Regions from separate parts of the Homo sapiens genome. Here region 2 is linked to region 1. Evidence: chromatin loops called from intact Hi-C (ENCODE). Cell type or tissue: dorsolateral prefrontal cortex. All regions are shown on one strand. Links, peaks and the distances in the headings refer to the core of each region. The heading gives the core; the rest is flanking DNA.

What was found. Hi-C counts contacts between places; a loop is a spot of excess contacts. Peaks named below come from ENCODE experiments on the same cell type or tissue, not always from the same donor. Only the 100,000 strongest peaks of a DNase experiment are listed, where the experiment ranks them.
Region 2: it touches region 1 in a loop (3-fold over the local background); 5 of 110 quality-filtered maps call a loop at or near these places.

What each region holds. Positions count from the first base shown.
Region 1 is chr11:129,914,936-129,931,104 of GRCh38, forward strand. PRDM10 (PR/SET domain 10) reads right to left here. Exons shown (of 21, transcript NM_199437.2): 11 at 16,081-16,169; 12 at 9,947-10,294; 13 at 8,313-8,468; 14 at 3,604-3,783; 15 at 2,192-2,302; 16 at 725-925; 17 at 1-83. Among named protein-coding and RNA genes, the nearest start is that of NFRKB, 27 kb to the left of the region's middle. RefSeq lists a silencer at 8,526-8,625 and an enhancer at 11,001-11,502. In dorsolateral prefrontal cortex, for the core only: CTCF peaks have their summits at 8,553 (motif pointing right) and 8,758; a DNase peak (open chromatin) is centred at 8,546.
Region 2 is chr11:130,420,334-130,436,502 of GRCh38, forward strand. ADAMTS8 (ADAM metallopeptidase with thrombospondin type 1 motif 8) reads right to left here and starts at 8,276. Exons shown (of 9, transcript NM_007037.6): 1 at 7,234-8,276. The coding sequence starts at 7,953. In dorsolateral prefrontal cortex, for the core only: CTCF peaks have their summits at 7,383 and 7,583; DNase peaks (open chromatin) are centred at 6,068 and 7,348; H3K4me3 peaks cover 3,351 bases; H3K27ac peaks cover 5,975 bases; H3K27me3 peaks cover 494 bases.

The DNA.
Region 1 (16,169 bases), core at 5,422-13,421:
GCTGTCGTCAGTGGTGTGTGTATGGTGTTGGAGAGCTGGGCGAACTCTGGATGCTTCTTTCGAATGTGCTGGACCATCTTGGTCTGAAAAAGCAAGGCAAAAAACAAGAATAATTATTAGAATTTGTGATTTTCCGTTTTTCTCATATGTAAATCCTCCAAAGATTCCTAAAGTCTTTTATGTCTTAAAAAAAGAAAAATCAGAGCAACACTGACTCTATGCCTGTACTTCCTGGGGTAACATAATGCTATGAAAGCAGGGAAGAGGGTGGGGAAGAAGTAAAACCTCACCTGACCTCACACCATCAGCAAGGTCTCAATACCCCCCCCAAATAGTACCTGCAGCAATCAATCACAATCCCCCCAGCCAAAATGACCTCCTTTGTAAAGCCACCACGTAACTTTCTATGTGGTGCTTCCAAAAGCCTGAACTCACCAACTGCAAGCACAGAACATTCAAACGTGAGGCCCTCCGCAGGCCAAGGGAAAAGGAAAACAGCCAGCTGCTCGGGCTGCTGTACGGCACTAATTCTGGGGAGGTCCACAGTATCCTCTTTCCATTCTCTGCTGTGCTCTCTGTTTACAGTGACTAGGACAACATCTCTTTCAGTCCCCCGTCAACTCAGAAGGAGCCATCCAGGCCATGTGGATGAGAAGCCACCTTTCCTTAAGAGATTCCTCGCATGGCGGTTTTGACCTTAGCTTTAGTCAGAAACTCCCCCTACCTTGCTGCTGTACTGCTTGGAGCAGTGGGGACAGCAGACGGGAGGGGTGGCGATGGTGCCCGTCAGCTGGGTGTGTGTGCTCAGCATGGGGTCTGGCTCTCCAGGACCAGCGGGTCGGAGCTTCCGAATGCTCGGTGGGAGCTCTGCTCCTGGGTGGTTCTTCAGAATGTGGGCTTTGCGCTTGCTGGCACTTTTATAAACCTGCAAATGTAAGCGCCTTGCCATGAAAGCAGTATACAGTTCCACTTTCTTGCTTAAAGCAAACTAACAATTTCATTATAAGAAAATGAGGAAAAGTATTCATGTAGCCCCAAATAAAATATATTAATATGTATATTAACAGATCTATTGAAGAGCAAGGATATACTACAAATTAGAATAAAATAAGAACATAATGTAGATATGATAGGTTTCTTTCTTTAATCTATAAATCTAAGATAATAACTGTGAAAATACCCTTTATCCTAAAGTTTAAAATTTGGATATGATACACAGACAGAGGAAGATAATTGTTTTTAAGGCCCATCCACCTCATATGAGAGCTGCCTGTGAAAGCTCTCATATGATGTACGCAGCTGAAGACCAGGAGCCAGAGAATCTTCCAAATGGCAACGTCAATAGCAACTGCTATCTATAGTGGGGAATCTATGTTAAAAAATGTTTCTCACTTTTAAGCTGATATAGCTACATTATATAAGGAAAGGATGGCTGGGTGTGGTGGCTCATGCCTATAATCCCAGCACTTTGGGAGGCCGAGGCGGGCGATCACCTGAGGGTGGATCATCCTGGCCAACATGGTGAAACCCTGTCTCTACTAAAAATACAAAAATTAGTTGGGCGTGGGGGCTGGCGCCTGTAATCCCAGCTACTCCAGAGGCAGAGGCAGGAGAATCGCTTGAACCCAGGCGGAAGTTGCAGTGAGCTGAGATCATGCCACTGCACTCCAGCCTGTGTAACAGAGCAAGACTCCATCTCAAAAAGTAAGAAAGGATATTACAGTGGAATAATAAATATATATTCTGTGTCTTTTCTGTAACTACATGAAAATAATGCAATAGTACAAGTAGAGTACTCCACCACAAAGCTTTCCCAACCCCCTCCACCTTATAGAAACCCCAAAACTACCATATATGTTATAGGTCATGATAAATGCTCTCATTTTAGAGCCTAGGAATTTGAAATTAATTCATACACTAAGCACTAGTAATAAACCTCTTCTTGTGTAACAAAAATCACAGAGAGAAGGGACAGTAAGAAAAATGAAGTCAACTATTTCTTAAGAAAAAAATTTGGCTTAAAATAAGGCTGTATTTCTAGTCCTTTCTTGTCTGAATGGAGACTACTGAGAGACAGGTAACCATCTGGTAAGAGTAACAAAAAAATCGTAGTATATATTTATAAATACGGACAAGTCAGCTCTAAGCAGGGAACCCCAGTGGCATACCAATATGAATATTTCCCTTTTACCTTATCGCAATACTGACAAAAGTAATCACGATTGGGTTTTATGATGGGTAGAGTTAACTCTGGCACCTCTTCTATCTTCATGTCTGGGTGTCTCTTCGATAAGTGATTTACCTAAAGGGAAAAGAAAGAACCAATGAGAAAAAGAGACCCCATTAACCAAACAGAAGCTACACGAATGCCTCTGATAATGACCGCCAGAAGCTGGAATTCTCTGAAGCAATGCCCCCAAATAATAAGGCATTTGGCCAGAACCAGGATCACCAGACCCCATCTGATGCCAAAGCACTCACAGTCATGGTTAACAGGAGTTAACAATAATTCACCAAACAATTGAAGGTGACTCACTGTGGTGAATTCAGCCATCAACAGTCTTTGGCTGAAAGAACTACTATTGGAAAAAGGAAAATTACACTGGTATGAATTTCTTTGGTGAGTTCTCCTCATGCAAACCTGTCTTTCATTATTTAATGCCCTAGTCTTACTAAGAACATGGAATGAGATACAGACTAAGGTTCTGAATTTTAAATATTGCTCTATGACTTTCCAGCACCTGGCAGAAATATATTCTGCACCCGTAACAAGGTCAAAATGAGTTGAGAGCAGAGCACTGGCTGTCTGATGCTTCAGCTAACCTGGATGCACATACCCTGCTTTGACGGAAAGCTTCCTTCTACTGCTGTTTGATATCTGGAAAAGAGAGGCATTAAAAGGAAACAGCTGGGGGCTGGGTGCAGTGGCTCACGCCTGTAATCCCAGCATTCTGGGAGGCTGAGGCAGGTGGATCACCTGAGGTCAGGAGTTTGAGACCAGCCTTGCCAAAATGGTGAAACCCCGTGTCTACTAAAAATACAAAAATTAGCCAGGCATGGTGGTGGGCACCTGTAATCCCAGCTACTCAGGAGGCTGAAGCAGGAGAATCGCTTGAACCTGGGAGGGGGAGGTTGCAGTGAGCTGAGATCACGCCATTTCACTCCAGCCTGGGCAACAGGAGCGAAATTCTGTCTCAAAAATAAATAAATAAAATAAAAGGGAACAGCTGGGGAGAAGGCAAATACCCCATTAAAAAAATACATTCAGGGACACAAAAGAGGGAACTAAAATAAGGTGAGAGCAGAGATTGAGATGGGTAAAGAAAAACAAAAGTAGTAATGAAAAGTGATTAAAAAAAAAAAAAGAAAAAGAAAAAGACCTCTTACAAGAATTGATCCAAAAAGCAGCAAGAGAGAGCAAAGGGAGACTAGAAAAGACAGAACTCCAAATTGGGAATCGTTTGCCTCTGTTTCTTCCCCTGGACATTGACAAAACCATTGATCGATATAACTTAGGACACAATGCAACACAAACGTCACCATCATCGACAGCAATGAGGTATGCTGGGAAGACAGAGGAACCCGCAGCCACTGGGCACTGACCAGCATGCCGCGCCGCCGGAAGCCCATCATGCACAGGCGGCACTTGAACGTGAAGCTGTCGTAGTCTGTGGACGTGATGCGGGGCTTGAACGTCTTGGAGCGGCTGATGCGGTCGGCTTTCTTGGCCTCCCTCTCAGGATTATGCATCCTCTGCATGTGTTCCCGTAGTTTGTCTTTTCGCTATTTGGAGAGTATTTTTGAAAACGGGGTAGACACGGGGGTAGAAAATTTTTAACTGAAGGGATCATTTTAAAAATCAATACAAATTAGCAGTCACCACAAGCCTCCAAGAGACATTTGAGTTGCTGGAACACTAGGACGCAGACATGTTAAAAGTGGCTGGGAGTTACTCTGTTCACTAGCAAATATGTGCATTCCAATGAACCTTGGTTTAAAATGACCATTAAATAGGAAAGATACATACCGACTTTTGAGAATAAAGACTGTGCATTTATGTAGAGGAGATTAAAGAGAACACGGAACAAGCCTGGCATAAAAGAACTTCAGACAAATTGATAACAGGTAATATTAGATTTTAGAAGCCAGTGTAGGCCGGGTGTGGTGGCTCATGCCTGTAATCCTAGCACTTTGGGAGGCCGACAAGGGCGGATCACCTGAGGTCAGGAGTTTGAGACCAGCCTGGCCAACATGGTGAAACCCTGTCTCTATGAAAAATATAAAAATTAGCTGGGTGTGGTGGCACACGTAATCCCAGCTACTCAGGAGGCTGAGGCAGGAGAATCACTTGAATCTGGGAGGTGGAGGCTGCACTGAGTTGAGATCACACCACTGCACTCCAGCCTGGGCAACAGAGCAAGGCTCTGTCAAAGAAAAAATGCCATGTGTATACTCAATTCCCACACCTTTCAGCAAACATTATATTTTTCTAAATCCCAAAAGAATTTAAGTAAGAATCTCTATCTTATGGATTTAGAACTTCTCACCTTACAGAATTAGAAGTTCAAGTAAACAAATCCATTGTTCACTATGATGGAGCATGGGGCCCAGGGCTCAGCTCCTGGTTTCACTATTTAGTGACACATGCTGATGTGAGTCCATGGAGAGAATCAGGCAGAGCCCATCCTGAATAAAAACAAAGTGCCAGCTCCCTGATCCAGTGAGGCTTTCTGCTCTGGGACACATGAATAAATTGTTATTAGTCCCATAAAGACTCTGAGGCTTTCTACAAATCCAGTTCTTCCCACCTTTCAGCACAGGGACTTTTTTAAGGACTTCATTTTTCAGCACATTTACTCAACAAATATTCCTTGAGGGCCTACCCAGTATCAGGGAGCAGGATAAGGGCCGAGCTCCAATGCTGGGCCTCCCTCACCCACCTGCCTCTTCTGCTGCAATGCATACGACCCAACTCTTTCTTCCTATCCCACCCGCCTTCATTTCTGGAAAGCCCAGGAGGGAATGTTCAGCGCTTTGTAGGCTACAGTAGGATTTGGATTAAGGACACTGCCCTACGTGACAGTATCTTTCTTTAGTGTGGATACAATGGCAAAGCACTGTTGCATTGCCACTTTTTTTCTTTTCCTTTTCCTCCAACTCCTCTCGCATTCCCACTTTTTTCTAAGCATCAACATTCACTAGTTCCCGTCTATTCCCTTTAAACAACCAACTGACCTTAACCGAATCATCACATAAATTTCAAAGCCTAACACAAATACCACACCATGCTATGCACATCGTGACGGGCACACATTTGTTGGATGCCAAATCTCCATGAGGCCTTTCCATCCTAACATCCCCCAAACCAAATCCGCTATCTGCCCCCACTCCTTCTGCCTAAGTCGTGCTTTTTGGTATCAGCGGTGTTCCCAAACATCTAGCCTCTCAAGCTGCAAATCTCCATTCCTTGCTGTCCACCCTTCCCCCTTCCACCCAAGTGCAAGTTCTTGTCAGCCTCCCATGACGCCTGTCTTGAACATGGCCCCTCTTCTCCACACCCACTGCCTCGGCCTGAATTAGCCCAGCTCTGAAACGCTGGTAAGTCTAATTACTTAGCACAGCGCGCTAGCTTAACCCGCTTCCCTGGCTTCCTCTTGCCACACCCTCCATCAGTCCCCTTCTCCCAATCTCCCGAACGTGGCATCACCACTCCCTGCTGCTCCCTCTGCTTGAGATGCCAATATTCCTCCCTCACTCCTCACCTCTCCCTTTCCCTAGCTGGCAAACTGTTTCCCACCCATGAATGGATTCAAAAGTGTCACCATATCTATGAGGTCTCCCCTATACCCCAAATCAGTGAATCCCTCTCACAGCATTTTTGAGATGGAGTCTCGCTCTGTCACCCAGGCTGGAGTACAATGGCATGATTTCGCCTCACCACAACCTCCGCCTCCCGGGTTCAAGTGATTCTCCTGCCTCAGCCTCCTGAGTAGCTGGGATAACAGTCATGCACCACCACGCCTGGCTACTTTTATATTTTTAGTAGAGATGGGCTTTCTCCATGTTGGTCAGGCTGGTCTCGAACTCCCAACCTCAGGTGATCTGCCCACCTTGGCCTCCCAAAGTGCTGGGATTACAGGCGTGAGCCACCGCACCCGGCCACTTTATTCTTTTCTCTATTCTAGTGTGAGCTCCCTGAAGTTGGAAGGTCCCACCTTGACTTCAATGCTGCCCTCATGGAGCTTATACTTAGCAGGACAGGCAAATGCAATACACAAATGCTATGACAGGGTCACCAGCAAAAGGCCCTGTGGGAATTGGTGGGAGAAGCAGCAGTTAATCCAGGGATCAGGAAATGCCCCATATGAAGTGACATTAGCCAGGTGAAGGAATATGACAGTTTGAAAATGCATTTCAAGTCAGGAGGAGGAGTGAGAGCAAGTGCAAAGGCCCAAGGAGAGAGAGTATGCCACACCTGGGTAAAGCTATGGAGTTCAGGTCACCCTGAGCACACGGGGAGGCAGGAACCAGAGAGGCTGGCAGGAGCCAGATCCTGTAGCATCTTAGAAGTAACAAGAACTTCGGGATTTATCTGCGTGAAGAGCTATTTAAGAGTTTTTCAGAAAGGACATGACATCAGAGCTGTTCTCTAGAAAAATTACTCTGATTCTACTTTGAAAATATGCCAGGAAGGTAGGTGGTAGTGGTTTTGTGCTGGGTCAACTTGGCTAAGGGGAACTACATTTGAAGGGAGTCTTCTTCCCAGCATGGTTCCGAGTTGGGGTTAGCCAAAGAGAAACTCAGACCAGCCTGGAAGGTGGAAAGGAAGCAGCTCCGTGCTGCTCTAGACGGTGTCATGTAGAGGTACCTGTGGGTCCCTACTTATCCTCTCTTTCCCACCCAGCCACCAGCTGTCTTCCTGACTGCCAGCCCTGCTGGCCAGCTCCACATCCACCACCAGATGCAGTGACACAGTCTTTCACAGACCACACCAGCTCTCCTTCCTGGGCCCCTCTGCAGGAGGAAGTGCTTGGTTCCCAGATTCCCAGGTAACTTCCCATTTGACCACCCAGACCAGTACTTCTGTGGGCATACTGCTGACTTCCGACCTCCCAGCTTCTCCCTTCAACCCTCACTTCTCCATCTTCTCCTATAATTAAGTTCTTAGTCCTGTAAGAAAATCTTCTTCTGTAACATTCACAGTGGCTTTGCTTCCCTGATTGAACTGTGGTTGAATATACTGGGTGAAAGTAAAAGAGAAAATGAAAGCAAGCAAAGAAATTTTAAAGAAATATTCCAAGGTGTTAAAATATGGTATCTGGCACAAAATGAAAAATCAAAAAACACTGGCTGGATGGGATGGATGGATGGCCAAACAGTATCGCAAAACAGGAATCCTTTTAGATATGATTTTTTTTAAGAACAGAAAAATCCCAGACCTACTTATACTTTTCACACTGGAGTTCTCTACGGAATTCTAAATTGTGCTGTTATATATTCAAAGCCATTAAATTATATTCTATAACACACTTACCATAAAACCAGCTTTGCAAACTCTATTTCTCTTTAATTTCTTTGCATCTGTTACAAATATACCCTTAGTTTTCCTCTCCTGAATCAATTTCTGATTCTTTTCCAGTTTCTATGAGAGTGTGACCTACAATCATTTTCAGCAGAAGGTCTTCCAGTGACATTTTTGCAGAATCACCTTATTTCCCAATGAAGCATATTTCATTGTTTTTACATTTATTTATTTAACTTTTATTTCTGGGTCCCCTGCAGGGTTTTGCTCGGCTTCTTCTAAGTTCCAGGTGGGTTACGGATACTCATAATGTTTTAATCTTTGAGGTCATTAACATTCTCCAAAGTAGTCTAAGCCTTCTCAGCATTCTTCAGATTTCCCACCTGAATTAGATGAGCGTCCTGCTGGCTGCAAGGCTCAATTACGGGCTCTTATACTTCATCAGTGCTCAACAAAAACCTCCTGATCTGAATGTTAAGTAAAGGTTTTGGTCTGTTAGGAAATCTCAATAGCGATTTAGTTATACTTGTCATTATACATTTGGATTCTTTTAGGAGATGATGCATTTTTACTCTACTTGTTTGGGGATTTGAATTAACTATTTTGAGGAAATGAGTAAGTTTTCCCCCTTAATTTTATAACTAAGTCAAACACAAGGCCCAAAGAGTATCTCAGGTCCAGTTCATCAGAGGTGGGTGATAAACTGATGAAATGAACAGGCATTTACCCTCAGCTTGCTATAATTCCAGTGGCCACGAGAACCACCTTGGGCTGTGCCTTGGTGTCATACCTTAAATTGCTTCCCACAGGTGGAACACAGGAAGTCTTTGCGGTCCGAATGCCGGAGCATGTGGAGTCGCAGTTTATCGGGGCGACAGAAGGCCTTGTCACACTCTGTGCACTGGTAGATCTTTTCTGAGTGGAAGCTGCGCACGTGTTTTTTCACCTGGTGATAAGAACCACAGGAAAATTCAGGGGACGCAGGCACCAAATGAAATGACCAAAGGCAGCTTGTCAACGCTAGAGGGAGCCAAACGCATTACCATGGGTTTTCATCAACCCCGCCGAGGAATCCAATCAGATGTGATAATTGGCCTCAATAACACATACTGTCCCTGTCACAAAGAAATAAAACAAGTAGCCAGAAAGCCTTAGAAATCCGAACCTCCCCGATGACTTGAAACGTGAGAGAGAGAGAGAGAGAGAGAGAGAGAGAGAGAGAGAGAGAGAGAGAGAGTGCTTGCTTGGTCAAAGCCCTGATCACTTGAAGCCCATTTTTTAAAGATAAAAAGCAAAAGTTCCTTTGGGTTTAAATGAAATCTTGCTAAAAAGGATCTATAGGAAGACAAAAACCAATTCTTCCTTACTTTTCTCCGTCTTTAATCTGCACAGAAGCAATTTAGCCCCTTTTGATCCTTTTACATCTTCTTATAAAATTAAGTTCTGAAGAATTAAAGACATGAATGAGTGGATACAGAAGACATTACCGGTTTGTGAGAGCAATATGACGCTGGCGTCACTTCTCAACTGGGACTTACTTCCCTTACTTTTAGATAAATAAAGGAATAGGGCTTCTGAACTCTCTTAGCCACACATATCCAATGAGAAAGAGCTGAGGATGGAAGCTAAGTAGTGAGTCTTACCAAACTATTCCTATAAGATAGTTTGCTTCATTATTTTTGGAGTTTCTTTTGCCATTAAATTATGCCTTAAAGCAATCTTTCTACTAGTTTGTGTGAAGTGAGAAAATTTCCAAGACTCTCAACACTAGCAGAACTAAAATTAAATCCCTAGTCTTCTTTTCCTTTGGTAATTGAAAAAGTGTATTTTTACAAAATGTTTCGTTATTCACTGACTAGCACAGGAAAATCTTATCACTTAAAGTCCAAATGAAATCATGAGTATTCTGAAATTTATCTTCACCCATTTTGCTCCAACAAAGAATACACTACAGGGGAGGAGGCAGTCGGTTCCTGATACAAAAGTATATTATATACCAACTTTCTCTTTGTTTCCTTCCAAAATGTATGGCCTTGGTTAAAGCAAGCAGGAAACCACAGTAGTAGTAGGGAGATGTTCCCAGCCCCTCAGAAACGGGAGTATGTCTTCTACAGGCTCGGTATATTTTATAAGCAATAGACATTGACATGGATTATGAAAGACTTTTTAAAAATTATAATAGATCTGGGTGTTTATTACTTGTAACTTAAACACTTCAATGTCAATGTCTGATCTGGACAATTAAGGGTCATAATAATCTTGTGTATAAAAGTAGTTTGATTGAAGAAATATTGTTCTCAATTGTAAAGTTGTTTCAAAGAAGGGATGGAAATGCAGGTGCTAGGCAGTCTCGGTTTTCCAAAAATCGAAGTTTCTTTTACCAAAAGAAGGAAGCAGACAGGAATCTCAGTAGTAGACACTCACCTGGATAAAATCTGGGAACCGTTTCTTACAAGTTGGGCAGGTGAAGTAGCCATCATTGATATGAATGGCCACATGATCTTTCAACAAATCAAGGCGGTCAAAGGATTCTGGGCAAAAAATGCAAGAGTAAGTCTTCTGGTCTGAGTGGAGCTTCATGTGGCTCTCCAAGGATGTGCTGCTGATGAAGCCCTTGTTACAGAGATCACAGGTCAGTGGGCAGTTCCCCTCCCGCCCATGGAAGCGTAAGTGCTGGTCCAGTTTGTCCTTTTCCCGGAAGGCCTTCCCACACTGCAAGCATTTAAAAGGCCGGAAGGACTTCCGAATAAACAGATGCTGAAGAGCTGCATTCTGAAAGACATACACAAATGTGATCATTTAGTGATGAAATTAAGAGTGCAACTGGATCACACTTTTACAGAGAAAGAGAGGATGATCTCTGCAATCACAGACTTCCCATAGAAGTTCAACTCTAGGACACACACAGTTGAAAGGAGATTTTTCTGGTGAAGACACTGAAAATGAAGCCATCCTCAAAGAAGCTCATCTTAAAGAGATGAAATTTTTTTGTGTTTTGTTTTACATCTATGTATGTGGGTTTTCTTTTGAAAGGGTTTAAGTAACAAAAAAAGTGTTCCCAATAGAAGACTTGTATAATAAAACAAATCCCACAGTGGAACAGGATAAAAATGGAAGATTTGGAGGAAAAGACTTAGGTTAAGTCACACATGCAGGAATCAGGCTGGAGCAAGTCAGTCAAATGTTACTTGTTGAAATCCATGAGAAAAAGAATTTGAAGCTTGATTAAAACATTTAGCAAAAACAAAACAAACAAACAAACAAACAAAAAAACAATAAAAAGAACTGAAGGGTAGTCCTTGCCAGCGGCAGGATGGAGAAGGAAATGGATACCAGGTTTCTTTTGGGGGTAATGGATACCAGGTTTCTTTTGGGGGTGATGAAAGTGTGCTGGAATTAGAGAGTGGTGAAGATTGCACAGCTTCAGAATGTTCTAAAAACCACTTTAAAGGGTAAACTTTATGCCACGAGAATTTCTTGAAAGGATTCAGATTTATGTGAATGGGACATGAGCACATGTCGTAAATGGAATATATGCATTTCATCACTTTCTACTTAGAAAACAGAAGGTAAGGTTCCAGAATAGCTAGTTAGTTCTACTGGTTAGAATGCCATGCTAACAACGTTAAGCTCATCACACTGTTCCTGCCTCGACCAGGCAATTCTGCTCTTTGTTTTCAGGCACAGATTGCACTTGTAATGCTGATTGGCCATCTTGTAAATTCATGCAATTGTTATAGGGCATCCAAGTGGGAGAGTACGGGTACTCAGTGCAAACCCATCGCCACTACTGGAAAATCTACTCATGCTCTACTGACAGCAGATCGACAAAATCACCTCACACAGAGAATGCAGAATCAATCTTTCAGTTATGCTTACAATGAAGACTCATTCATCCGTTCCTCAGAACACTGAGGGAAAGCTCTAGATTGCTACAAGGGGGGGAAATCCTTCAAGTATATCTGTGAATGGCTGTGCCTATGTAGCTACAAATGAACAGTAATTGAAGGATTAATGGAGATCTTAGTGCGATCTTAACTTCAAATTACTTGTAAGCATCAACTTTTAAACTAAATTTAATGTGAAATCATCATGTGAGGAAAACAAAATAATTATTTTTGATTTAGTGGAATTTCTAGACATAATTACTATGTAACAAGAGATTTCCTTCTCAGGGCTTCTCTAACCGGGCTAGGAGAAAGATTTTTAAGCTGCTACCTACTCACTTATCTTGAGTAGATAAACAGCAATTCTGTGATCTTCTTCAGCTGATGGGGCTGCTTCAGGGGATGTATCATACTTTATTCTCCTTTGTATCCAGATCCCTTAATAAATTGCTTAGCTTATAGGAAGTCTTCAAAAGTAGTTTGAGAATCAGTGAAATATATTTCATATGAAACTCAAAAAAATGATTTCAAGGATTTTTCTACAGCATCTGCAGAGATTTTTAAGAATAGGTCTTTCTTGGCTGGGCACTGTGGCCCATGCCTATAATCCCAGCATTCTGGGAGGCTGAGGCGGACAGATCACCTGAGGTCAGGAGTTTGAGACCAGCCTGGCCAACATGGTAAAACCCTGTCTCTACCAAAAATACAAAAATTAGCCAGGCGTGGTAGCAGGCACCTGTAACCCCAGGGCTGTAATCCCAGCTACTTGGGAGGCTGAGGCAGGAGAATCGCTTGAACCTGGGAGGTGGAGGTTGCAGTGAGACTCTGTCTCAAAAAAAAAAAAAAAAAAAAAAAAAAAAAAAAAAAAAAAGCATAGTTTTTTCTCAAATCAGCCACAGGGCTTGCTTTCACTTCTGTGTAGTTCAGTAGCCACCTCATCTTTTTAACTCTGTCTGGATACTAATTTTACATAAAAGCTTTACTATTTTGTCCACTTTCAAAACTTTACGGAAATATTGCTGATGAACCAATACTATTGTGAGGTTCAAAGATGCAAGATTCAGAGCACTTTTGCCATGTAGGAATCTTTTCCTTTATCCAAGTTCATTGAAGTGTCCAAGAACAGACACAATGCACATTGACTGTGGTCCCACTGAGGATGCCATTTCTCCTTGGGTGCCAAATCCAGAACTCAGTTTTGTTTTGGTCCATTATGCTAATCAGTCTTCTGTCATTTCTGATTAGTGTGAGTACCTTCAGCCACTTGATTTAAACTGAGCCACCACCTGGCTCCACTTTCTTGGCTCTATTGACAAACTTTATCATCTTTTCAATTTCCATGGAGCCCTGAACATTGTCTGCACTCAAGAACTAGATTGTATTTCTCTGATCTAATGATACTAATGGGATGGTCATATTACAAGGTCGTAAAAATGCTGAAACTGTCCCCACCCGTTGACCCACTTGCAGGCCATTTCTGTTCTAAGGTGTCTTCTGTAGCTCAGAGCCACAACCCGTACACATTTCTAGAAGAAATCATGACAAATGTCGGAGAGAGCGCACAGATCCACTCTAGTTCTTCTGCTTTCCTGAGTTCGTCAGGCAATCCACCACACTCTACATATATATCAGCTACTCTAGGGATACCAAAATCGTATTGTTGCTAAATTCTGTGATTTGGGATTCAACTCACATTGCAATGAATTCTAAGACAACAGATTATTTGTAGACAGAGATCATAAAATGTTTCTAAAGTTTAGGGGGTTTGTTTGTTTTTTAGAGATGGGGTCTTTCTCCATCGCCCAGGCTGGAGTGTTATGGCATGATCATAGCTAACTGCAGCCTCGACCTCCTGGACTCAAGCAATCCTCCCACCTCAGCCTCCAGGGTAGCTGGGACTTATAAGTACATGCCACCACGCCTGACTAAAATGTTTCTAAAGTTTGATATTAATGGCTAAAAGAACCTAAATTATTGATCAATTTTCATATTATTTTAATCCTGACACAAAAAAGAAATCAAACAATCATGTTTGTTGATTTGGGGTTTTGGGGGGGTTTTTTGAGACATGGTCTCACTCCATTGCCCAGGCTGGAGTGCAGTGGCACAATCACAGCTCACTGCAGCCTCGACTTCCCAGACTCAGAGGATTCTCTCATCTCAGCCTCCTGAGTAGCTGAGACTACAGGTGCCTGCCACCATGTCCACCTATTTTTTTGTATTTTTTTTTAGTAGAGACAGGGTTTCACCACGTTGCCCAGGTTGGTCTCGAACTCCTGGGCTCAAGCAATCCACCTGCCTCAGCCTCCCAAAGTGCCGAGATTATAGGTGTGAGACACTATGCCTGGCAGTTTTGGGGTCTTTTAAACAACTTTCCTTTGGACAATTTTCTGCCCACTTTGAAAGCCTTTGGTTGGCCAGCCCTGCCCAACTCGGCTCACTCTGCACCATCCTTCCACTGCACCCCTGCTAGGGCCAGGCTCATGTCTGCACTGTCCCAACCACAGCAAGAACCTCCTGTGTCTGGGCCTCTGATCCTATGGCTATCATTCTCTGAAACAGTCTACCTTCCTCCTCTCTTTCAAGGGCTAGTCTAAGTCTCACCTTATCCAAGAATTATCCTGACTCCTCTATTTTACTTCAACCTTTCACTCTTCCAAGTTATACTTTTACATTTAACACCTAACTGTAAACTCCCCTACATTAGTATTGATTTCCTACTTAGACTGCAAGCTCAAGTGAAAATTCTATTGTGTACCTAGCATAGTGCCAAATAGACAGTTAGAACTCAACACTATTGCATAAGTCATTCCAATGGTTTTAGCGCTGGAAGGGACCTTGGAGATCACTTAGTCCTACCCTTCATTTTGTATATGAGGAACCTGCAGCCCACAATTTATTCCTTGATCTATTTACAAATAAATTATCATTATTCATTAATTTGCATTTACTGTAGCAACCAAACTGTGGTTTCCACCAGGATTTAGTAAGTACAGGTTGCAAAGAACAGCAGGTCAGGCAAACAAGTAACATTCTGTTATGTGAAACACAGGAAACAAACCTACCTGCAGCTCCAACTGAGCAGGCAGCATTAGAGGAGAGAAAAATAGTTACATTACCAATTGGATTGGAAGACTTCCCTTCAGTTGGTCATTACCAATCTGGATAGAAAAGATGAAAAAATACATAGCCCTACTTTTTAGAATGTGTGAGAGAAAAAAAAACAAAATAGCTCAACTAAGACTGACCTCCAAAAGCCAGATACATATGGCTTTCGCTTTGACACAAGGAACCTTGCACCAAAACCAGTAACCCTGCTCATTCAAAAATGCAAGTACAATTACGGCTGGACTGTGTTTGTGCATCCACAACTTCACTGCATGTGTGGGCTTCGGTTTTTTTTTTTCCTTCCAAAAAAAAAAAAAAAATCTAGCAAGGGTTTCTCTGGACTTAGTAAAAAAAATCAGAATGGCCAAAGCAGAAAATATAGTAATTGAGCAAGAGAAAGAAGTGCAGATTAGGAACTAAAGGAGAAGGATGGATGGGATATTACTTCATAGCTTGTTTTCCTTGCTGGCCTGTATTTCTGTATGTTGATATACTCTTGTGAAATAATATACAGTGAGCTGAGAGTTTCATATGTTTCGATTACAGGGCTCTCATAAAGGCTGTTTAGCCTCAGTTCTTAGAGCCCTTCAAAGCTATCATATGACTACAAATGTTTAAATGTGTTTTTACATGAAGGCATGGACTAGACTATTTTTCAAGGTCCCTTCTAGCCTAGAGGCAAATAAGAAGACCAAAAGAAACATACGCTGAACGATCATGCATGTAGAAATTGTAAAGCCTGGGAAGTTATACAAAATGTCTCTTTCATCTACTGGAAAGTACCAATATGTCTTTATGCACTCAGCTGCCATAAACATGGGTTGTAAGTCATTGGTTTTTATCAGCACAGACACTTATCCCACAAAGCCATATTGTTTTCCACACGAATCCCCTGCAGTTCCTAACTCAGAGTCAAATGCTATTTGTGAAATAATAAGAGAAAACGCATCTGAACTGCAAGTCAGGAAAGCCCTGCAGCCGCATGGTCTGAGGCCAAGACACAGGTCCCGTGACTCAGACACTGACTAACTCTCGAACTGACAGCTTTGGCTCAAGCTATCCGCAGGTGTGTGAACTGTACCTGCCATATCAACTTGGACACAGGTCACTTTACATTGATGAGTAATGACATTTGCCATTCTCCCCTGGGAAGCTGTAGATAAGCACATTTAGTTACCCAAAATCAACTTGAGAGCTATGATTAGGCACAAATTAGCCTGGTTTAAAATATAAATGATTATTATAACTAAATGTACTTATTTCTCCACTTCCAATCTGTGAATTGAGGGATGCAGAGAGCTAGTCCAGGAGCTGCCAACCTCTAGGCCTCTGTGTCGTCACTAAATTGGTCAAATCTAGGACCAGCCATGCCAGCCTGCCATGGGACACAGAGACATTGAGAAATAGTGAACACTTTCTTTCAAAATAAGGGGATCGAGCATGTGACAGGCTAGATGCAAGATTTCAGAGAGGAAGGTGAATAGGTTAGAAAACCACCAGAGAGCTGGTGGTGGGAGGAAGATGAGCGGCTGGTGCCAGGAGCCGCCGGCTTTCCCCACTTACTCGGATGCGCTTGGCTCTGCGCATGTCGTCGGCTGTCAGCGTGCTCTGGGTGGGCACCACGCTCTCTTCATGCTGCGGCTGCAGGTGCA
Region 2 (16,169 bases), core at 2,713-10,712, 500 kb after region 1:
TTCCAAGGCTTGGAGAGAAGGCCAGATGGGAACTCGCTCTCCTGCCTCAGCGACCCCTTGAAGTGGCCCTCTTTGAGCATTTTGTGGAAGAGGAGACACAGAGGCAGAGGTGGGTGTTCCTTGAGCCTGGAGTGTGGTCAGTTGGGCAGCACCTGCTTGCCCTGCCTCTCCGATCCCTAGATCACCACCTCTTGGGATCCCCTCTTCCTCTCCTCCTGTGGTCTGGAAGGTGGGAGTGGAAGGAGGAGAAAGGAAAGGGTAGAGAGGGACATTCCATCGGGTGAGGCCATGTGTGGGCGTTCCAGATGAATCCCATTATTTGTGAATGGGATCTGTCTGTTCACCTCACAGGCAATGAGCCAGGTATTTTGTTAGCCCTACAAGCAGGGGTTGGCAGGTTACTTGGCGTGTCAAGCACTCCAGCAATGTTTAGGCTGATGTAAACATCTTATCAACAAGGCTGAAACTTGGCACTTGCTCCTGGAGTTGGATTCTGGAGGGACAAAAAGCAATCACATCATTATGCAACCGGGGGTGAGCGCTGAGGAATGGTGGCTTGCCGAGATGAACTCCTGGCCGGGTCTTTGCTGCTTCCAGGAGGCCAACAGTATCCTGATCTCTCTAAGAAGGACCAGGGTCTGATGGGCCAGGGACCAACCCCTGGAATTTCTTCTGAGGCAAACTGCAACCGTCATCACAAGATTTCTTCCCGCTGAGTCCCAGTTTCACAATCTCAAAATGGGGAAGATGAGGTCGCACAAGGAAGGTGTAAAGCTAAGGAACACCAGCTGCTAAGCTTCGGGGCCGAGACAGCTCAGCACAAGGAGCTAAAGACAGGAGGTTGGGGCAAGTCTGTGTGCCCACGTTGAGCAGATCGGAGGGAGGCTGAGTGAGAGATGAGGCAGTGCTCACATCCTCAGTGAAGACCGGAGGAAGGTGAGGGTTAACCCCTGATTTTCATGCAGAATAAACTGCTGCTTGAAGATCAGGGCAAGACAGCACAAGGAGCTTCCCGGCCCTAAGGTTCCCAGGGAGCCTCCTTCTCTACAGCTCATATCATTGTCTTCTCCAGACAGTGCATAGCTGTCAGGCAGGGCCGGCTTCAGAGCCATTTAGCTTCGAGGGGTGGGCTGGACTTGAGGACATCTGAAGGTCCTTCTGGCCGCTGTCTCAGAAGATACTTTTCATTTTCAAGAAGGCTAGGAGGATTCTGTGGTCCAGTGTTCCCTTCAAAATCCCAGATCCCGATCCCACTGATCTCTCCTTATCTCTTGTTCTACTGAGTTTTTGGTTTTCCCCTCCCAGTCCGCTCTTCTGAGAAATGACCAGAGGAATGCCTTATATATGCGGTGCGTCTCACAGTTCCCTACGGAGAAGGACCACTGAGCCTGGGTGAGGTGGGGGACCTCAGGGCTGTGAGCCTTTGATTCTCCCCCAATATCCTGGGTTCAAAGGACAGGCCTGACTGAGAGTCCTGTGGGGATCAGGCCTGCGGCTGGTCAAGGAGGAAGTCAGATGGCTTGCTCCACCACCTGGTGCCGATTTACACCTCCCTGCTCCCCACACCAATGCAAGCTGCATGTGAAGAATGTGAACGGGGTCCTGGCCCCCCTGAGGAGCAGAGGCATCAGCAGAGCAGCCGCCCCCCAAACCACGGCAGGTAGGTGGGAGCCCACGGTCAGCCCAGCCAGGGTGGTCAAACAACCTGCTCTTGAATGACTTGGGGATCCCATACTCTTCACTTTTGTTAGGGAGAGGCGGCACTTTTTAGGGAGTCTGCTCGTGCATGAGTGACCCCAGGACCTGGAGTAGAGATGAACATCAGGCCAGTCAGGGTGGCTCATGTCTGTAACCCCAGCACTTTGGAAGGCCAAGGTGGGAGAATCACTTGAGACCAGCCTGGGAAACATAGTGAGATCCTGTCTCTATTAAAAAAAAATGAATTAAAAAAAAATAACAACACCCTGGCCAGTTGGGTGGGCCAGAGCCCCTTTTGGTTCTTTGAGATACGAACAAGGAGATTCCTTCCTCAGAGCTTCTGTGGTAGCCGAAGCCAGCTGCGGTGGGTGATGGGGACGGGCCGGCCTCCTCCCGCCCCGATGTCATCATTACATCCAGCCGGTTTGCGCTTCACCGGTGGCTCCACAGCTTTCCCTTGCGGCGCGCCTGGGGGGAGGTCAGGTGAGGAAAAGTGGCCCCGGGAAGCTCTTGCATTCCCTCTTCCTATCTGACGTCTCTAGGGCCTGAGACTGAGCTGGGGGTGTGGAGATGGAGAAGCAAAGCGAGAGGAAAGAAGTGAGAGGAGAAAAGAGCAACCTGCATCATATGCTTCATCTCCTCTTGTTCTGCAAGCAGCAAAGAGCAATGTTGTCCCTTGAAAGCATACGCTGACGCTGAACTACAAGTCAGCCTTCACCACTGAGCATGGGCAACTGAAAGAGAAGGTTCCTCTGCCATGTGGAACAGCAAAGCTGAAACAGCGGTGGCCGGCACTCTGATGGCATGGCCCAGCCCATCCTCCCCACTCTAACAAATGGTTTCCATCACCGAAGGCAACTCTAGTAATAGCCATGCCTTGCTGAGTATGTCGTCTGGACCAGGCACCAGGTCAGGTGCATTCCATATTTTCTTACATCCTCAAGACAAGGCTAGGACATTGGTATAACTGCTCCTACCTGAAATAATCGAGGTACACAGAAATAGGTGACTTGCTCAAGGACACTACATTATTTCGATTTCATTCCAAAGTTTGTGTTCTTAGTCTCTGTACTAACTGCCACCCATCTTTGCTGCTGTAAGGAAAACTGCAGCCTAGCCAAAGTGAACCCAAGGCTTGCAAGCAGCAAGTCCGCCTGTCATTGCCTATGCACACCCCACCTCCTGGGAGATGGGGAAGGGGCGATCTTTGGACACTGAGACATTTTCTTTGGGAAATACTCCATATCTTTGATCATTCTGACTGCAGCAGACATAAGGGATGGAAAAGATGCATTCTTTTGCCAATGGGAAGGACATCACGCACATATAACACTTGTCTTTCTCCCTGGTAGCCACAGAGCAGGGGGGGGCATGAATCTGTTTCTGTTGTCATCCAAACCAGGACACCCTTGAGAGGGAAAGACGGTAGTATTAATAATTATGCCAGAACAGGCAGAAACTGGGATGCTGCTGGACAACCTAGGCTGCATGCCCACTTTAGTGTCTTGTGGAAGACATTTTCCCCACAGCATGCAGGTAAGGGGGCATGGAGATGGCTGTGACAGCCGTCCCTGAAGTCAGTCCCCAGAATCTGACCTCCTGCGAGTGTTCTGCTGGACTTTGGGAAGATGAGCGCCACTTTTCGGACCCTCTCTGCTAAGAAGAGGACTCGAAAACTCTGCTCACTGCAGAAGCACTGGCGGGACAGGCGTCCCAGGCTGGCGAGAGTGGGCACTGCCATGCTGCCCCTCACTCCATCTCGCCCCGGGTTCACACAGGGGACACTGAGCAGCAGCTGGACGTAGACAGAGCTAATGGAGTCTTCCCAGGTGGTCCCTCCTTTCAGAAAGGCCCCTCTGTCTGAGCTCCTTAACTCTGAAACCAGATAAGAAGGTGGGAGACAGGGGCCCCTTTTCTCATGGGATTAAATGAACTCAATTGACAGAGCTCTGGAAAACTTCATTGTCGCGTAACATAGTGAGACCAGCTTTGGCAGTGGTGCGTTCTTTCTCTCAGCCTCCACGGCGGTTTCTTTGCAGGATAGGGCCTCACAGTGGGCCTGGATGGCTTTGAACTGCTGGATTTAAAGACCCACTCCCACAACATAAGCAAGTATCAGAGGGTCGACAGAGCCACAGACCCTAGTCCTGAGAAAGAGGCCGCCTGGTGGGATAACAGTGCACAGGATTCAGCTTTGGGAGACTTGGTCTGCAGGCCCAGCCCTGCCACTTACTGATCCTGATCGGTGCTGTCTGATCCTGAGGAAGCCACATGTCCTCTGTGAGCTGTGCAGTCTCCCTCTGCCCCCCTCACTGGTATTTTCATGGAGGTGATGTGTGTAAAACCACGCTGTGAATTGAACACGCTCAGAGAGTGGCTAAACCTTCCAGAAGACTGGCTCATCATGAAGCAGCCACACAGGTGCTCAGACCGGGATTGATCACCTAGTCCAGGTGTCCTGCTTCACAGATGAGGAACTCTAAGCCCTAGAGAGGTAAAGGCTCTTCTCATCCTCCACACCCCTGATTACCAAGAGTAATCACCCCAGAGTGCCTTCCCTCTGTGTGAATGAGGTCTCCACATAAAGGACTGGCTTCCATTTGCAGGAGGTGGGTGTGGGCAGCCAAGGTCTTGAGGCACGGGAACTTGATTTTCATTCTTCTCTCAGCTGGGCTCATGGATCTGTTTTCGGAAGCGCAGGGGACTGAGCTGAGACAGTCACGCCTGTCCTGCAGCATCTCCAAGGCTGGTCAGCTCATCATAGCACAGGGGCCCGAGGGTGGTCCTGGACACAGCTGTACCTCAGTCCCTCCCCCACCCGCCACGGTGGCAGCAGGAGCACAGGTGGGATGGGACATGAGACCCAGGGTGGAGGTGGCGGGGCTAGTCTCCCTGAGGGAAGACTTTTCTTCCAGGTGAGACTCAGAAGTCAACCCCCTAGGGAGAGGAACTCAGCCTTCAGAGGTGCCCGATGCCTGTTTTGCTGCGCTCTCCTGGTCCAGGTGGGCTGGCTGGGTGTGCAGGTGCCAATGTGCAGCTGGGAAAGGTCCAGAAATGCGTGTTTGTGGGGGATGGGGAGCGGGGCAAGCAGGAGCCACATCGCCCGGTCAGGAGTCTCATGAGGATGGCAATGCCTGGGTGTCTCTGACACAGAGAAAGCCGAATTGTCTGGGGCAGCAGACCTGAACTTTAAGCTGAAGGGAACAAAATCGGGTGCAAACCCAAGCAGAGTCTCCTGCTTCAGCAGCCCGGGCATCCTGGGGTCGGGCCTCAGAGCATGTCTGCCTCTAGATAGCTAGGATGTCTGGAGATGCGAGTATGTCCCTGAGGCAAATACTCAGTTATCTCCAGCGTCCAGGTGATCAGCTGAGAGAGTGAGACAGTCTGGCCCTGAAGGCTGAAAAATGGACTTTCTCTGCTGGCACGGAGTTCTCTTGGCTTTCCTATGTTTTGGTTCTTAGGTAGATGTCAGAATCTGTTCCATGTGTGGGGGTAGAGGGGTGTAGCACCCCGCTCTGGGTTTGCAATGGGTGCATCTTAGCTTCTTACTTTTTTTGTGTTTTTCTTTTTTCTTTTTTTTTTTTTTTAAGATGGAGTCTTGCTCTGTCACCCAGGCTGGAGTGCAGTGGCGCGGTCTCCGCTCACTGCAAGCTCTGCCTCCTGAGTTGACACCATTCTCCTGCCTCAGCCTCCCGAGTAGCTGGGACTACAGGCGCCCACCACCACGCCTGGCTATTTTTTTTGTATTTTTAGTAGAGACGGGGTTTCACCGTGTTAGCCAGGATGGTCTTGATCTCCTGAGCTTGCGATCTGCCCACCTCGGCCTCCTAAAGTGCTGGGATTACAGGCTTGAGCCACCGTGCCCGGCCATCTTAGCTTCTTTCTGGTGGAGCCCCCTAGGAGCCAGGTGTGGGGGTCCTAAAGAGATGGGAGAAGCCCTCTTCTCACCCCTCTCCTGCCACACTCTCTAGTACTTGCTTAAAGAAAGGAGTCAGAGGAGAGGGCTGGTGCTCCCACCGCTCCGTGCTCTCAGGACAGGCAGGGAAACAGGTGTTAAATCAGCGTGACCCAAAGCTGCTCTGCCCTGCTTTTGGGGAAGCAAATACCACAAGGGCTTGCAGGGGTGCGTCCCTGGGGTGTAGTCAGCACCTGCAGTAGCCAGAGGGGCAGCCACGTGGACTCTCACCCACAGCAGTTCCCATCCTAATCATCTGTTTCTCCCTGGGTCTTTCCTACCCTGCCTTTCCCAGTGATAGAGGGTGGGAAAGATGGGGTGAGAAACAGAAGGCTGATCGCCTCCTTGTCTGGACTATTCTGCACAGGCAATGCCTATGCCCTTGGGGCCCCCAGCAGTCGGGCACAGACTGAGCCTAGTATTGGGTCCCGGCCAAGGATGCCATCACCACAAAGTGTCAGCTTAGCTGCTGCATTGCCAGGATCCCTGTTTCAGGGAACTATGACGTCTGGGCAGGTCAGTTCTTCCTTCCCTGGCACATCTCTGGTTCTGTGCTCCCTAGGGGCAAAGAGCACCCCTCTTCTGGAAGCCTTACCCTCTTTTCCTCCTGGAAAAGCCTTCACCTGGTCTTTAGGGGAGAAATTGGGGTTTAGGGCAACACAGACACCTCCTGCTGAGTCAGCACCATCTTTGCATCTAGTTAGAAATGGTCTGGTTAGGTAGCCATCCCCTGGACTCTGTTTTTCTCCCCTGTTTAGGTAAGAGCTGTGTCTGGGCTAAGGGCAGCTGGGTGGACCAAGTGTGGGTCTGGCTTTACTAGAGACATTCACCCAAAGAGCTCGTTCCAGCCCCTGCGCCCCTCGCGTTTCCACCAAAGCTTCAGCTCCTGGGCTGAGCCCCCAGGCAGAAGTTCTCTGCCCCTCCCTCTTGTGCTGGCTGCTGGCATTGCCAAGTTCTGCCGGGGCTGAGCGCCAGGTTGGCAAGGTAGTCCATGCCCCATTGATCACAACCAGCTGGCTGCACAGAAGTTGGGCAGCCCCTCTCCAGGTTCAGCTCCTTTCAAACAATGTCTTTTGCTTATGGCGACCTCCATACCCAAGGGAATCAGACAGCCATCTCTCTCCATCCCATCTGCCTTTCCCTGGGAGCCTCTCAGATCTGGAGGCAGTAGAGGGCTGAGGGGTGGGAGTGGGAGCTATTCGTAAACGCTCAATTTTCATCTCTGCTGGGAGAGGCAGGTGCCGGGGAATGCGTTGATACCCACTTTCGGGTCAGTGCGCCACGTGCCGCGGGAGATTCGGATGAGAGGGATGGGCGTCGGCAGCCCCACTCTAAACTGGAAGGGACCTGGGGGTGGGGGCGCAGGGATCCAGGGTGGCAGAAGTTCAGAAAAGAGTTACTGCTCTTTCTCAGACAGGAGAGAATCTCGTTTGGGGTAAGGCTGGAGAAGATGAGTGGGGAGGGCTTTTTTTTTTTTTTTTTTTTTTTCTCAGAGGGATTGGAAGGGGAGATTTTAGAGACGCTGGGAGGCGTCTGGGGGGCCTCCGGGCACGGCGGCTGGAGGAGGCTCTCAGTCCTACCTGCAGGTCGGCCCCGTAGAAGGCAGCCATGGACGCATCGGCCACCAGCAGCGTCTCCACGAAGCGCGCCTCAGACACAAACCGCTTGGTCCTACTCGTGGCCCCCAGGGGCGGTGGCGGCTCGCTAGCGCCTTCTGCCTCCTCTTCTTGGCTCTCCTCCTCGCTGTCCTCCTGGTGGTCTCCTCTCTCCTGCCTCTGACCCTCTCCCGTCTCCACCTCCCACTCGGGTCCTCGCGGGAGGGGGCGGGCTCCGGCGGGACCCCAGCGCTGCAGGCGGTGCGGCTGAGCCAGGGAGCCCCCCGCGCCCTGCGGCTGGATGGTGAACTCCTCGCCGTCCAGCAGGAAGGAGCCGCTCAGCCCGCGGCACAGGCTGACCGCCGCCAGCGACTCGGGCTCCCCATTCACGGTGCCGGAGAAGAAGCAGCCGCGCAGCCCCCGCTCGCCCCCGGTCGCCCGGCCGGAGCCCCCGAGGCGCTCGATCTTGAACTCGGGCGCTAGGAAGCTGTCGTCGGGCGCCAGGCGCAGCACGAAGCCCTTGCCGAAGGCGGACAGGTGGAGCGCGAGCTCGCCCGCGCTGCCGGGCAACCGCGTGGGCACCACCAGCTCCGAGGCCTGCCCCCCGGCTGCGGGCCGGGCCGGGGCGCCGCGGGCCAGCGGCAGCAGCAGCAGCAGCAGCAGCAGGAGCGGAGGCCACCGGGGGGCGGCGGGGGCGGGGAGCATGGGGGCTGCGGCGGTGGCTGCGCGCAGGAGAGGGAAGAAGCCCGCCAGGCGCGGGCAGGTGCTGGCGGCCCGAGCGCGGCCCGGCCGCTCTCTCCAGGAAAAGCGGAATCAATCGGGTGCAAGGCCGACTCGGCCCGCGGGGCCCGGCGGCGGGAGCGCTCCCCCGGCGGCCCCTCTGGCTGGCGCAGCCCGCTCCTCCCGCGCCGCCGCCCCCGAGCCGAGCGCGAGCAGCTGGCCCCGGCCCGCGTGCGCCCGTCCTCCGCCCCTGCCCGCGCCAGCCCCGCGCAGCCGCCTCCTGCCTCCTCCCCACCCCGGGAAGCACCGAGTGGGCTGCCGAGCCCTTCTTATTTATACTTCCTTCCCGGCTTGACATAAGAGGTTTATTTTTGATCTCTCACTATTCCCGTTTCCCCTCCCCTGGGATCAGAGAGAGAAACTGAAAAGAGGGAGAGAGAGTGGAGAAAAAAAAATTGGGATGAAATGCAAAACCAATCAGGCAGCGAGACCCGTCCGCCACCCGCCCCCCTGAAGTGTCAACTACAACTTCTTTCCTTTCCCTCTACGCGTGGACCCACGTTAACCCCTACCATGCTGGACTGACCCTTTAGAAAGAGTCCCTGGGAGACCCCAACCGCTTTCTCCTCTGCGGCCAAGAGTCCAGGATGCATCTTCCGAAGAGGCTCGTGCACTGGTCTCAGCGACCCTGTTCGGATCCCTGCAGAGTCCGACTGCAGAGCCCGACACTGTTGGGATCCCTGCAGATGCCTCCGGAGATCCGACTGTGTGGGGAGAAGGTTCCTGAGCTTTTCATTGTAAAGCATAAAGGGAGAGGAGGAAAAGGTCATGCTAAAATCATGCCCTCCTCTCATCACTACTGCACAGCCTTCCTAACTTTCACTCCAAACTGAAGATGGGGAAAACAAAAACAAAACAAAAAACAACCCACCTGGTTAACCCTAAGAGGGACTCTCACTGTCCTGTTAGAGGGCAGGTGGGGCAGAGGCCAGCACAGTGGTAAGTTACCAGCACTGAGGTTGGAAGTTAGCATTTCCCCAAGAGGGAAACAGACCTCCAGTCCCTGAAAAAGGTCTTCTCTTCTGGATACTGCTAGTTGCCCGGGACTTCAAGTAAGGTGGCAGGCCCTTTCACTGCGTTGCCACAGCCCCAGGAACAAATGTGTATGAGGTGAATTTATTCTGTCCCATGTCACCACTGCCCCCTAGGGAAGGGGGTAGTATTCAGGAAGAGAGGGATGACATGGTCTCAAGACCACAAAACTGCATCCCATCCCAGTCTCAATGACACAGGTCTGGATTGGGTGGAGGGCCCTGTTCTCTACCTACAAACTCTAGACTCATCCACCAACTGTGCCTTTCTCTGAGTTGTCAATGTGGGTGATGCATTAGGAACCGCTGGGATCAGGGCCTTTAAATCCTTTGCCAATTCACCTGCCCCCAGGTACCCAGCTCTGTGCTTATGCTGGGGATGTTGACAGTCGAGGTCATCGCTGATTCTTTTCAGCCCATCTGACCCCTTCCTGCAGTGTGGTGGTTCAGCATGCATCTGAGACTCTCAGGGCTTGTTACCTCCAAAGAGGAGGCTCTTGCCCAGGGGAAAGTGCTGCCAAATTCCCTCTAAGTATCCCCCCTCTCTTTGCTTTCTCAGAAACACAGAGGGACAGCTGTGAATTAGATGAAAGGATGAACTTCCCAACCTAGCATGGTGCAGAACCTCCTTTCCTGCATAATTTATAGGATAGGAATAACGAGTCTAGAATGTTTTGGGGAAACACTTCTAGAGGAAGGACAATGGAAAGAATGGTCTCTTCAACCCTTTTCTCAAAACAAGCAAAACACTTCGTCCTAGCACAGTGTACAGTGCTTGGGACATCCTGTACAGTGCTTGGGACAGTCTGACCTGGGCAAGCAATGAATACAACTCTGTGTTGCCTCAGGGCTATTGTAACAGTTCAATGACTGGTTTTTACCTCCTTGAAGCCCCTTATTTGCTGTTTCCCAGAGTACAACTCCTGATTTTCTCTTTTTGAGACACAGTCTCACTTTGTCACCCAGGCTGGAGTGCAATGGTGCGATCTTGGCTTACAGCAACTTCTCCCTCTCAGGTTCAAGAGATTCTCCTGCCTCAGCCTCCCAAGTAGCTGAGACTGCAGGCAGGCACCACCACACCTGGCTAACTTTTGTACTTTCAGTAGAGATGGGGTTTCACCATTTTGGCCAGGCTGGTCTCCAACTCCTGACCTCAGGTGATCCGCCTGCCTCAACCTCCCAAAGTGCTGGGATTATAGGTGTGAGCTACTGTGCCAGCTAACTCCTGATTTTCAGTAGCAGTTAGGTCCTGTGGGTTTTCCTTCTTTCTCGAGTGTAAGCATCTGGGAGGAGTGGGAGTGAGGAGCGTGCCCAGTTTCCCTTTCTCCCGCCCGAATGCTAAGGGCTAGAAGTGGGAGATTTAACTGAACCAAGGAAAGTCTTGAGTGTCCATGGAGCCTTTGGTTGTGAAGGCTCTGGAAGTTGCTGCTTCATTTTTATTTTAGTTTTTAATTTTTTGAGATGGCGTTTCGCTCTTGTTACCCAGGCTGGAGTGCAATGGCGAGATCTCAGCTCACTGAAACCGCCTCCAGGGTTCAAGTGATTCTCTTGCCTCAGCCTCCCAAGCAGCTGGGATTACAGGCTCCTGCCACCATGCCCGGCTGATGTTTTTTTTTTTTTTTAGTAGAGACAGGGTTTCACCATGTTGGTCAGGCTGGTCTTGAACTCCTGACGTCAGGTGATTCTCCCACCTTGGCCTCCCAAAGTACTGGGATTACAGGCGTGAGCCACCGAGCCTGGCCACTGCTGCTTCATTTTTTTAATAGGATGAAGTGCCCCCATAGGTAGCATTTTGGAAGTTCTCTTTGGAGAGAGAAGTCAGATAGTGAGTTCTGGACTTTATCCTTCCTCATTTCAACAACAACATCACCACCACCCCCACCACCCCCACCACCCACCACCGCCGCCGCCGCCACCACCACCACCACCACCTGCTGACTGGTTCATTGACTGGCCCCGCAGTCCCCGCTCCCTCCTGGATTTCCCCTTCCCCAGATGTGCAGTGCTGCTAACTTCCAAGGTAGCTCCTGCCGTTCGCAATGCAACCACAAGGTGTCAGGCTTACCTTGGCTATGTTAAACCCAGGACCTGGCTATGTTAAACCCAGGACCTGGCTATGTTAAACCCAGGACCTGGCTATGTTAAACCCAGGACCTGGCTATGTTAAACCCAGGACCTGGCTATGTTAAACCCAGGACCCTTGCCACAGGGAGCGAGAAAGGGTGGGTGGTTTGTAGTGGCCGCTCTTAGAGGAGTGGCAGGTGAAAACAGTGCAGCAAAACAAACATCAACAAACCAACCCGTGAAAATCCCATAACGGCATTCTGCCAATTCCGGATTTCTTACATTACTACTTTATTTCCCAAAATATGTAATTACGGCAGGGTTGCCAAACTACGGCCCTTGGGCTAATTGCTGCACACTGCTTGTTTTTTTGCACTCTACAAGCTAAGAATAGTTTTTATATTTTTAAGTGGTAAATTAAAAAAATTAGAAAGAATATTAAAATTTCTTGACACTTGAAAATGGTATGAAATTCAAATTTGTGTCCATAAATAAAGTTTATTGGAATGCAGCCACAGCCATTCATGTACGCATTCTTTGCTCTTGAGCTGCGAGGGAAGGGTTGAGTAAGCCTAAAATATTTACTATCTGGCTCTTTGCAGAAAAGTTTGCTGACTCCTGAATGTAAAAGAGCATCAATTTGGATTCCTCAAATTTGGAATCTGGGATTACTTAAGCTCGCTATATGCCATTCTTATGGAATAAGAAGCTCAAAATAATTGCTTGCTCTGAATGTGAAAAGGAAATTATATAAAAAATGAAAATATCTTTGTTTTGTCTTTAATTCTGTATCTAATAGTTGCTTATTATTTAATCCATCCTTAATAATTAAAAGATTTTTATGTTTATGGTGTCTTATACTGTAGGCCTATAGTGATTTTTAAGTTTTTGATCAACTTACATTATTAGTGACTGCTTATTTCTTAGTTTATAACTAGAGTTTTATATGGTATATATGATACATTTTTAGTGTATATAAGTTCTGGTATTCTTTAGAATTCCAGACTCCTTAAAACGGGAAGAAACAATGGTGATCATCTAATCCACTGCCACTCACATTTTGCAGAGAAGAAACAGAAATTCAGAGGTTTCAGTGACTTACCCAAAATGACATAACTAGTGATGAATTTTTTTCCCCAAAATACTATCGTATCCTCTACATGAAGATAAAAAAATTGTTTTGCTTTAGAACTTCATTTACAATTCGTACATTTTCAGTAAAGTTTAGTGTTTACTATGGGCCTGGGCATTGTTCTGAGCACTTTTTTTTTTTTTTGAGACAGAGTCTTGCTCTGTCGCCAGGCTGGAGTGCAATGGAGCCATCTCGGTTCACTGCAACCTCTGCCTCCTGGGTTCAAGTGATTCCCCTGCCTCAGCCTCCCGAGTAGCTGGGACTATAGGCGCATGCCACCATGCCCAGCTAATTTTTAGTAGAGACAGGGTTTTACCATGTTAGCCAGGATGGTCTCGATCTCTTGACTTCGTGATCTGCCCACCTCAGTCTCCCAAAGTGCTGGGGTTACAGGCGTGAGCCACCGTGCCTGGCCGCACTTATTTTAATTTAATTTCCATTCAATCCTCAGTAATAATAGCTTCCATCTTTTGAGTGCTTGCTGTGCACTAGGCACTGTGCTGAGCAGCTCACAACTCTTATCTCATTTAATCATCATGACAGTCCTCTGAAAAAGACACCTTACAGACAGGTAAAGAAATAGGCTGGAGAGGTTAGAGAACTTGCTTATGGTCACCTAGCTAATAAGCAGCAGAGACAGAATTCTTAACCAAGGTGGAAATCATAAACTGGAAATTGAATACGACAGTTTTCTGGTGAGATTGTGGTACACTGAATTAGTGTTCCTTTGAGCAGAACCAAGGATTACATCATGGTATTACAGAGCTGGAAGAGACTCCAGGTGTTCATTGGGCCTGTCGTTGGAGATTTCTTGGGAGAATGGCCCTCCTTTAAAAATCTCAAAGAAGGGAATAAACAGCTTCTCTCAAAAGCCTGCGCTAGCACTTAAATATAAACAGAGTTCTTTCCTTCTAAACAAAGTAATACCATTTGTGCTACAATTCACGTCCATTTTCTGTAAGTTTGGCTATTGTGCAATGGCTGTGACTCCACATTGCCTGTAATAAAGGATTTCCTTGTCCTCCTCTATCATATCACTGAGCACACATCCCAGGCAGGCAATGTCTGATTTTTGGCATCACTTTTGTGCTGACAGTCGCCTTGTATTCCCTTTGGCCTGCAGGTTTCTGTGACTGCCACCTGCATGTGTGGAAGCATGTCTGTGCTGCTTAATTCTTCCTTAGTCCTAGATAGTCTCTCTTTTTGGAACCTTTAAAGGTTTTCAGTATTTAGAAAATCTTTTTTTTTTTTTTTTTTTTGAGACAGAGTCTTACTCTGTCACCCAGGCTGGAGTGCAGTGGCATGGTCTTGGCTCACTGCAATCTCCGCCTCCCAGGTTCAAGCAATTCTCCTGCCTCAGCCTCCTGAGTAGCTGGGATTATAGGCACCCACCACTATGCCTGGCTAATTTTTGTAATTTTAGTTGAGATGGGGTTTCACCCTGTTGGCCAGGCTGGTCTTGAACTCCTGCCCTCCGCCTCCCAAAGTGCTAGGATTACAGATGTGAGCCACCACGCCTGGCTGGAAATCATTAAATCATATCCCTGAGGCCACTTTAAGTTCAATTCCCTGTAAAGAGCTAGCTACTCTGATTATTTTTCCTGCCTTCATCTGGTGTTCACAGTCTCAACAGGCATGCTCCCAATTCTGTGATCTATATCAGGGAAAACCAGATTTAGCAGAAACTTTACTGCGATATTGACATTGTATTGCTTGCTAATGAGGTTTTAATTGATTTTAATACACTGAGAAACAAATTCACAAACAGCCCTTTCTGTTCCTGCCATTTGTATTCTTAGTGACTAACTGCCAAGTATTGGGTTCCCAAAGTTGCAGAAGAGATGGTTCCTGTTCTCCCAAGATACAGTCTTGTGGAGGAGTCTAGCAAGAAACTCGTAAAAGGTTGCCCAAGACTCCATGTGGAATGCATCCATGATTACAATCTGTGCTTACTACAGTACCTGGCCAGTAAGAGTTACTTGCACATTTTAGTATTATAAGCAGTAACAGTTGCCACCATGAGAACCGAGACATAGGTCATGCCTGTCTCACCACATTATGGCCAGGAGGTGGCACTGTTGGAACTTGCGCTCTCGCTCGCTCTCGGTCGCTCGCTCTCGGTCTCTCGCTCGCTCTCTGTCTCGCAACTTTCTAAAAAATTAGGCATCACTGCCGTGTCATGCCAGTCTAAGGAAACAGTCCTTCAACATTGTTCAAAAAATCTCAGCACACAGCAATTCCTCATAGCCAATCACCGGAGCCAGCTGAAGGAGGCTCTGTCCTGTTCCTTTGTTTAGCGTGAGTCGTGCGTCTCTCCTTCCTATTTATTCTTGTTTCTTCACTTTGATTTCTGCTCTTCATGACACCAGTGCCTCTCAACTCTAATGATCTCACAGGCTGGGAGAGCTTGCAAAGCTGAGATGTCTCCAGGGCCGGGGTCAACCTTAATCATGAGGACGGCTTGGTTTCTGTACACCCCAATTAATTAATGCAAACATGTATTTCTCCCAAATCTTCACTATTGATTGTAACCAGCAGGTGGGAGTGTTGGCATATTTACCTTTTATGGGTCCTGGAAGGAGAGGGTCTGAAAACGCCCTCAACAATGCATCTCACTAGCCACTAACCACTTCGGAGTTTATATATACATGTAATATGTGTAAATGTATTATACAAACTTGCAAAACTACACTTATTTATCTTTGTTTTAGAAGGAAAGAAAAGGGAAATGCAGGAAAGGAGCCAGGATCTTCAGGATCTGGGGTGATTTCTCCGAGCAGATAAGCTGCTTATTGAAAGTCACTGTAGCAAGTCCCAATGTAAGTCCCATTGTAACAAGTCCCTTTTACAAGGAACTTGGAAAAACTACCCAGTTCTTATAAATGTGCTTACAGTGAGTTAGAGTTGAAGTGCTAAGAAGCGTGCCTGGCACACAGTAGGCATGTTTATTGTTTTCTATCATCATCATCCTATCCTCATCATATATATTCCCATCTGGCCTGGTGCAAAGTATTTAAAATGTATCTTGTCACCTTTCCCCTCATCCTCAGGGTCTCTCTTCTTTTAGAATCACCTAGGGCTCTCCTCTGACCTTCTGTTCTCATGAACAGGAGGGAAGCCAATAAGTCATGAACGCTTTGTTTTGGTAGCAAGTACTACTAGAAATGTTTGAATTTTAAGAGATCCGAGGAAAGGGAAGCAAAAGAAATAAATGACTAATAGTAGAATTTCAGACACTGTGGCTCCAGCATGAGGGAGCAATCTGGCTGGGGTCCAGTGACACATGCCAGGGCCCCTAAGTAACTATGCTACCCGTCCCTGCTTGCATCTCTGCAGAACTTTGCACAGGGAGATATTTTTCATTCCTGGAAGTGTTTAAGCAATGACACGGGTACCTGCAGGGTGATAAAAGAGAATACCAGGACTGGGCAGGAGATTATAGGTCCTTGAAGGACCCATCCCTTCTAATTTTAAAATGTTCTTTAAAATTAAAAAAAATTAAAACTTATCCTTGATTTAAAGAAAGGGTCTTACTGTGTTGCCCTGACTTGTCTTGCCCTCCTGGGCTCAAGTGATCCTCCTGCCTCAGCCTACAGACACTGGGAGTAGCTGGGACTACAGGCACGTGCCACCTTGCTGGGCCTAATCTTCAAATAGTCTTGAGTAGTGGAGGATTATTTGGATTCTGGATAAGAAACACAGAGTTTTGTTTTTGTTTTGACTTTTAGATATCTACCCCCATTGCAAATTGTGCAGCTGTCTGTTGATCCCACTTCCTGAGGTTACAGGAGTTCTTTCTTTTTGTCAGAGCATTCTCTCTGGCAGGCGCTCTGTCTGGAGTCTCCTCATGCTCACTGGCATTAGAGAACTTTAAAGAGAGACGTAGACAGTAGAGGGGAATGGAACCTAGGAGA